Linked DNA regions of Mus musculus: regions 2 and 3 are each linked to region 1. The links are chromatin loops, found by intact Hi-C in ENCODE. Cell type or tissue: heart. All regions are shown on one strand. Region 1 holds the start of Map3k5 (mitogen-activated protein kinase kinase kinase 5). Region 2 overlaps Map3k5 (mitogen-activated protein kinase kinase kinase 5). Region 3 overlaps Map3k5 (mitogen-activated protein kinase kinase kinase 5).

The links. Peaks named below come from ENCODE experiments on the same cell type or tissue, not always from the same donor. Only the 100,000 strongest peaks of a DNase experiment are listed, where the experiment ranks them.
Region 2: a loop joins it to region 1, with 7 times the contacts of the local background. A loop is called at or near these places in 30 of 42 quality-filtered maps.
Region 3: it touches region 1 in a loop (2.4-fold over the local background); 4 of 42 quality-filtered maps call a loop at or near these places.

What each region holds. Positions count from the first base shown.
Region 1 is chr10:19,933,202-19,935,701 of GRCm38, reverse strand. Map3k5 (mitogen-activated protein kinase kinase kinase 5) reads right to left here and starts at 1,176. Exons shown (of 30, transcript NM_008580.4): 1 at 628-1,176. The coding sequence starts at 1,096. In heart, CTCF peaks have their summits at 812 and 1,500; a DNase peak (open chromatin) is centred at 1,631; H3K4me3 peaks cover 2,500 bases; H3K27ac peaks cover 2,415 bases.
Region 2 is chr10:20,072,307-20,074,806 of GRCm38, reverse strand. All of the region lies in intron 11 of Map3k5 (mitogen-activated protein kinase kinase kinase 5), which reads right to left. Among named protein-coding and RNA genes, the nearest start is that of Map7, 97 kb to the left of the region's middle. In heart, a CTCF peak has its summit at 1,384; a DNase peak (open chromatin) is centred at 1,366.
Region 3 is chr10:20,057,531-20,060,030 of GRCm38, reverse strand. Map3k5 (mitogen-activated protein kinase kinase kinase 5) reads right to left here. Exons shown (of 30, transcript NM_008580.4): 10 at 941-1,094. Among named protein-coding and RNA genes, the nearest start is that of Map7, 110 kb to the left of the region's middle. In heart, no CTCF peak of the experiment used is centred here; DNase peaks (open chromatin) are centred at 990 and 1,800.

The DNA.
Region 1 (2,500 bases):
AGATCACACACATTTGGTGTGTTTCACGGTGCTTTTACTCCAACATATAGTTATTTGACCGTTCAAAGTAGTAAGAGAATGGGAAATTGAAGCCACCAAAACTCGAAGGTGAAATGAGTTGGGGAAGGTCAGGCCGCGCTTTGAAAACTCAAACGAAACTCTGCACACAGCTGGCTGCTTAGCATAAGGGCATTTCTGTACTCCCAAGACTGCACAGAGAACAGAACATCACTTCAGTGGGCCACAGGTGTGTGTTTGCAAAAGCAAAACCTACCCACCTCCTAACTGAAGAGAAGTGATTGAAGCAATTATTCGCAATGGTGGGAGGAAGTGTTTTTCCGAGCCTTGTACTTGGACCCAGGGTCTTCGCTGCCGGATAATGAATAAATCAGCGGAGGATCTCCCGCACAAATACAGTCACTTGCACCAGCACACCCTCAACTAGGAGCGGCCGGCCTGAATAGTCCTGCAACCACTCTTGCCGCTCTCAAGGTGAGGCGTGATGTAAATAGGAAGCTTGCTTCCCGCCCACGAAAAACAAAACAAAACAAAAATCCCCCCCCCCCCCCAACCAAGACAGCCAGGAGAAACCGGCTGGGCAAAGCAACGAGCCGAGCTGCCACTCACCTGCGTTGTAAAAACGGTCCAGCACGGCGGTTTCCCCGAAGTCCAGCTTCCCGAAATGCAGGGTCTCCAGGGTGGCGCCCACCGCCTCGCACGCCTCCCGCAGGCTCTGCAGGGCCTCGCTCTCCGCCACCACCAGCTGCCCCTGGCTCGCCTCATTGATCACATAAGCCACGGTGGTACGCCGGCCGCCCCCGCTGCCAGAGTTGCCCCGGCCTCGGGTGGCGCTGCTCCCGGGGGCGGTGGTAGGGCAGCTGGTGCCGGGAGCCGCCGCGCTCTCCACGTTCCAGAAACTGCCCGGCGGTGGCGGCGGCGGCGGCACAAGCAAGGGCTGCAGGCTCGGCTCTCCCTCCGCCGCCGTCGCCGCTCCTCCTCCCCTCCGGCAGCTGCCGCCCTCCGGGATGGTGCAAAAGCCCACGGACGCAAAGGGCGGCACGGAGAAAGTGATGCCCTCGCCGGCTTCGGTGCCCATCTCTGCCTGCCGGGCTGCCACGGCGGCGACCCCGGAGTCCCCAGCCCAGACGCACCGTCTGGCTAGCCACAGCTCCGGGCTGCTCCGCGCGCGCCGGGCTAGGCAGCTGCCATCGCGCGCCGCGCCTTCACCGCCCCGCCGCCGCCTCCGCTCGGGCGCCCTGTCCCCCGGGGCCACGCCGCTGCCCGGCGGCGGCTCGCCCCTCCTCGGCGCCTCCGTGGCCACGCCGCTCGCCCGCTGCAGGGTGGAGAGTCCACGGGGTGGGGACGCCGGCCGCGGCGAGCGGGAAGGGACAGAGCTTCCTCCTCTTGGCGGGCGGACGAGTCGGCGGCCAACCTGCGCAGCCCGGCTCAAGGGCGCCGCGCTCGGGGAGCCGCGAGCTGTCGCCTGCCGAGCGCGGGCCGGGCGAGGGCGCCCTCTGGGTGCCGGCGCTACCTGGAGAACACCTTACGCGCGGTGGGCGGGCTACCCCGAGCCGCGTCCCGGAACCTCCGTGGCCGCTCCCGAAAGGATCCGCCTCTCTGCTCCGCAACAGCTCCCTTGCACCGACTCCGTCTCCTCCACCACCACCTCCTCCTTCCTTCCTTCCCTTCCTCTTTCACCGGTTCGCCGCGCCCTCCGAGTCCCAGCGACCGTCTCGCAGCCGCCCGTCCTCTCGGCTACCCGCCTGTGGCCGCCCACTCGTTGCAGCACAGAGAGCCAGGGCCCGCCCCTGAGGAGGGCGCTGCTGGGAAGCTGCAGCCTGGACCGAACCCACTGCTCCGGGACCTCAGAGAACTGGGAAAGAGGGCTGAAACCCTGTGCGCGCCTCGCTGCGGGACGGCGCAAAAGAAGAGTCTCTAACCCGCACTGTCCCGGTCAGCCCGCCAGGCGTTTGCAGCGCTGGGCGCAGCCACCGCGCCTCGCTCGTTCTGGTCCGCTCGTGGGCAGCGCGTGGCGCTGGATGCACCGTGGCAACACGCGTGCCGAGAGGCGGGAGGATCCAACAAGCGCCCTACAGCCCAGGCCTCAAATGGAAAGTGGTTTATAAGTGACAGGGGCGCTAAATTTAGAAGTGGTCGGCTAAATTTATCGTGGCAGCCGCTGGTACTTTTCATTGTAAAATTTCCAGTTGCTTACGCTGTTATCGTTAATGAGTAATTGATTGGCTCCATTGCCGAATGACTTAATACTCTCATATATCATCTTAAAGTCACCCCTTCCTCAAAATGCCAGATACCTAAGATAGAAAATGCATGGGAAAATTATCATTCAGAGTTGAAAGAGAGAAGTTAACTTATTTCATTTTTTAAAACTGAACCATACACAAATGAAAAGGCTTGATTGCTTTAGTGTGATCAAAAAGCTCCCGCTTATTTTGGGAAGCAAAACCAGATGTGTAAATTCCCAGAGAACTCTCCCAGA
Region 2 (2,500 bases), 140 kb before region 1:
ACTGTCACCCACGCCATCACCAACTAACACCCATGCCAGAGCCTGCCTGGGAGTCTTTAGAAGTCTCTCCTGCTTGATCTCTTCCTTCAATAACAGCGAAACTACCCTAATTATTTTCTTAATTATTTTTTTACCCTCTGTAAAAGTTATAACAGACATTGAAAAATCATCAAATGTTTGACCACAGCATGCAATTAATAGTATGATATGTAAAACAACCATGAAAAGAGCCCCTTCCCCACTGCTCTGAGGTTGTGGCCTCGTCCTGGCTAATGAAACAGAAGCTGAGCTTTGCAGCTTTGAGGTGGTCTAGAACTCTTCTCTTGGCAAAAGCAACCCAAAAACCTACAATCTCTATCCACAACTCCTATATCTTTCCTAGGGCCATCCAACCAGGAGTGTGGATAGGCCCTCTCAAGTTTGATGCAAACTATTCAAAAACCAGTGTTTAGTGCACCTTACTGGGATTTTAGCAGATTCTGTTGTGAGGTCCAGGGAGGGAGGGCAATGCAGAAAGGCCTAGTGGGGAGCTGAGGCGATGACTAGGTCACTAAAGCACTCACCTGCAAACACAGCCCCGAGTTTGATTCCTTAGAACCCATGTAAAAATGCCAGGGAGTGGCAGGCCCCATGCAATCCCTGAGTGGGCCAGAGGCAGGAAGTCAATCATTCTGCCCTACCTGGTGAATCCAAGGCCATTCAGAGACCCTGTCTCAAAAGAGTCAGCACTCATGAAGATGCCACCTGAAGCTGTCCTCAGCCTTCACACATACACACATATGCATGTACACCTGGACATATACATACATGCATGTGTGCACACGTACTTGCACACATATGTGAACCAGTAAACCGATGAAAATGTGTGTATACATTTAAATTAAGAAAAAGAAAGGCCACATATAAAGGAACCAAGTACTAGACAGCAGCAAATTAAAACAGCAGCCTTCGGCCTCTGCTCTCAATCTCACTCCTATTGTCTGTCAACCTGAGGTCAAAATGTCTCCATAACTGTGTGACCCAGACTTCGCTGCTGACCTATGTGTGACTCAAACGCACAGTGTACCCTTACCTCTGCAGTCTGCCGCTGAGCTGTTGCCCAAGACCACGGTTGGGCTGGGACTGGGCATGAGAGCAGAGCAGGCTGGGTGGCAGGTACACACAGCTCTAAAGTGGCACTGGGAGAAACCAAGGATGGGTTCCTCAATAGACCAGGCTGGTTTGGTAGGAAAAGAGCAGACTACTTCCTGAGTATCTGGTTTCCTGAAGGCTGCTTTGCCTGGACACATCTCACTACAGTGCTCTTAAGTTCAAAGCCTAAGCTACAGCCACTGCACTGGAGGAGGCCCAACCTTCACGGCTAGCAGGGACTCACCACAGGGAGGCACTGGTGAGCTGCAGAGTAAGTACCAGGATCCAGAGATGCAGAGCTGGAGAGGTTAATTAGCCCCAGCAGACCCCACACCATGGTTACCTGTTTGAACCAGCAAAGAAGCACTGTTTTCTAGGAACTGATCCACCCCAAATTCCACGCCCTGCCAAGGGCAGGAATAAGAAGTAGGAGTTAGCAGTGAAAGTGGTAGTAATAATTTAATAATTATACTGTCAGGCCTTATTGCTTACCTGAGCTAACAGTCATTCCTCCCTTGTCCCTTCTCCCTAGCTAACAGTAACAACAGGGCTTTTGGATTTGTTGTTGTTGTTGTTGTTCAGGATCTGCTGGGGCAGGGAATTTAGTCTAAACTGGCCATGAACAGTTCAAGTTCCTTACAGGTGGCTGGCTGTTGTTATGAAGGTTTGGGCTGGATTCTCCTTTCTGGGATGCTGTCTGTATGAGGCAATGCCTGGAGTAGCTGTTTATGACCATGAGAAGACAGCCAACAACTTACAGAGAACTGAGCTCAGAACTCGGGTACAAAATCCCCCTCAGAAAGAACCCGTCTCTGAACTTCTCAGGATAGGAAATACCGTTTCCCTCTTGGTTGAACTTGGGAGTTATGGCCAAACACACCATAAGCAGGAAAGACTGACCACCTGGAACTGGGTAAGAATCCTTCACACAGTTATCTTGACCACTCTACATGGCCACTGCCAAGAGCTGGGCTAAGAGAGGGCAGGCAGCCTGCACAATACACATGCAGACTTTCCTCAGGTACTGACTGGAAACATCAAACGCCCACAGGGAACAGGTACAGGGCTAGGATTCATTAACTATGCCTCATGCAGTCTTCAAGATTTGGACTGAATGGATGTCTACAGAGAACCAACTTACAACCCAGAGGGACACTGGTTTGCAAAAGCTTAAGTTTTTGTACATGGACTATTTTACTATGACCACTACAGGGGATGGGATACCACAGGTGCAGCCCACATATGTCAAGAGACAGTGGGAGAAGCAGAGGGATGGCTTAGGAGTTAGAGCACCCACAGAGAGGCCAGGCTCATTCCCTGCACCTACAGGATGTCTCACGGACATCTATAATTCCAGTTCCAATGGATC
Region 3 (2,500 bases), 120 kb before region 1:
ATGTGTATGCATATATACACATACATATTTGTCTATGTCTATTCTGTGTATCCACGCATACACACACACACATACACATGGATGTGTGTACACAATGTGTAAGTATATATATATGTGTGTGTATATAAGTATATTATGTATATATAGAGAGACACACACACAGAGACATATATCTTTTGCATATATATGTATGTCTATGCCTATGCCTGTGTGTTTATGTGCACACACACAAACACATACATCTGCTAGAAACCAGTCACACTGATTGAAGACCAACCTGCAAGTCACCATTTTCTAGAGTCAAGCACAGGAAGTGATTGCTACACAGGTGTATATGTGACCACAGGGCAACTTTGAGCCCCCCTGGCTTAGAGTGGTTAAGACAGAATTGCAAAACAAGTGAGCCGATAGCTTGGTCATAGCAATGCTGATAATTCTTAAGACAAAGTAACAAAAGTACAGCATCCAAGGAGGACATCAATCTCACGAGCTGCCTTGACCTAACCAAAGCATGATCTCTTTACTGCTTTCGAAGTGTGCCTCAGGACACTCAATGAGGAGCAACTCCAATCCTGGCCCCAAGACGTATCCCATTTCTCTGGGTTGGAGGATCCTTGTAGATAAGTCAACAAAACTAGGCATGGTGGATGTGCCTGTAATCCCAGCACTTAGGCTGAAGCAGGAGTTCAAGACCAGCCTGGGCTACTTAACCAGACCCTGTCTCAAAATACATAGCAATAATAAAGCACTAAAAAATAATAAGTAAGCCAAAAAAATCAATCTGTAGAAAAGAATTATGTGCAGCGAGTGACAGTTGTACATGCTAGGACCTAGGGTCTGAAAGTCCCCCACATCTTGACTGTCAAATCACACTGCCAAATTCGTCTTAAAAACAGGAAGCAACAGATAACTGAACTCAGATGCACACGAAAGTACTCACTGGGAACCTGACAACAGTAACATCTGTTTTTGTGGCCTCGACCAGGAAATCCATCCAGAAGTCCACGAGTTCCTGCTTAGCCGAGGGCTGCTCTGTGGTCAGTTTCACAAAGTGTTTATATATCAGAATGGTCTCCACGATAGACTTGAGGTACCTGAGAATTCAAGCACAGAAGACAGCACGGATTTAGGGTCACCTGCTCCCCTCAGCCCCGTGTTTATCCCACACGTGTGTTTTCATTCTCTAAGTACACTTGCACTTATCACTGGGCCTCCGTATTTACTAAACATACTTTACTTTATGCTGCAAAACGGGGACTTTCACAAAAATTCAACCAAGTAGGCTTTAGAAACATGAGCAAACTCAGGTTTAGAAAGCTTAAGTAACGTGGACCTGAGGCCCAACATCTCTCTAAAGCGTGTTTATTTGACATGTTAGGGGATCAAAGCCAGGCCTTGTGCATGCTAGGTAAATACCTCAACACTGAGCTACATCCCCAACAACTCTTACAAAGTGTGTGTGTGCCCACGTAAGACTACTCGGAACACACAAGTTTTAAATGCCTACATTCAATTGAAAGACAAGGTGAACACACTTATTTTTAAATATGCCTCTTCAAGGAGACTCTCTGAAATACATCTTCAGGAGAGATTATTTTCCTCTGAACCACTGAGCTTATTAAGTATTAAACAAATGTCCTCAAACCAAAGAAGACAGATGGTGTTCCAAAAGAAAAAGTTAAGAAAAATGAGGAAGAGGATAATTATGCAAGGCGGTGGCTATGTAAGCAGTTTGCTGGCCACAGACATGGAAGTTGGCATTATGTAACATGTGTTATTGTGCGTCTGCTTCGGGATGGTGTAGAACGGTGTCTGCCTTCTTGTTAACAGATGCCAGGGTACCTAAAGCCAGAGGTCTCTGTATGCACACTTCAGTCTCCACGTCTGCCATCATTAGTGTCGAAAGTTGTTAAGCACGCATGGCTGAATGTAGCTCATGTCATTTACTCAAAGCCAAGTGTGGACACACGTGAGACGAAAGCACAGCCCCGTCCTCAAGTTGCACATGGTGCCATGGAGTCACATATGAAAAGGTGTAATGACACATGAATAAAACCAGTGGGGATGATATCAAAACCAGTAAGGAAAGACATCATCGTCAGAGGCATGCCGAAGAACACCAGAAACAAGAAAGTAGGTGGTAGCCAGGCATGGTGGTGCATGCCTTTAATCCCAGCACTCAGGAGGCAGAGGCAGGAGGATTTCTGAGTTCGAGGCCAGCCTGGTCTACAAAGTGAGTTCCAGGACTGCCAGGGCTACACAGAGAAACCCTGTCTCGGTGGCAGTGGTAGAGTGGGGGGTTAGGGGGTGCTCAGCATGGAAGTCTGAAGTCAGCATCTGAGCTAAGAAGTGATGTGTGAGCATTTCCCTGGGCGGATGAACAACGAGGCTGCATGGGGCATCTGTAGGCAAGTGTTGAATGCGAGCATTTAAAACCACTCGCTGCTCACTGAGCAGCACGGACCCCAGAGCAAAGCAACGTCTGGGAAGGCTGAGAATG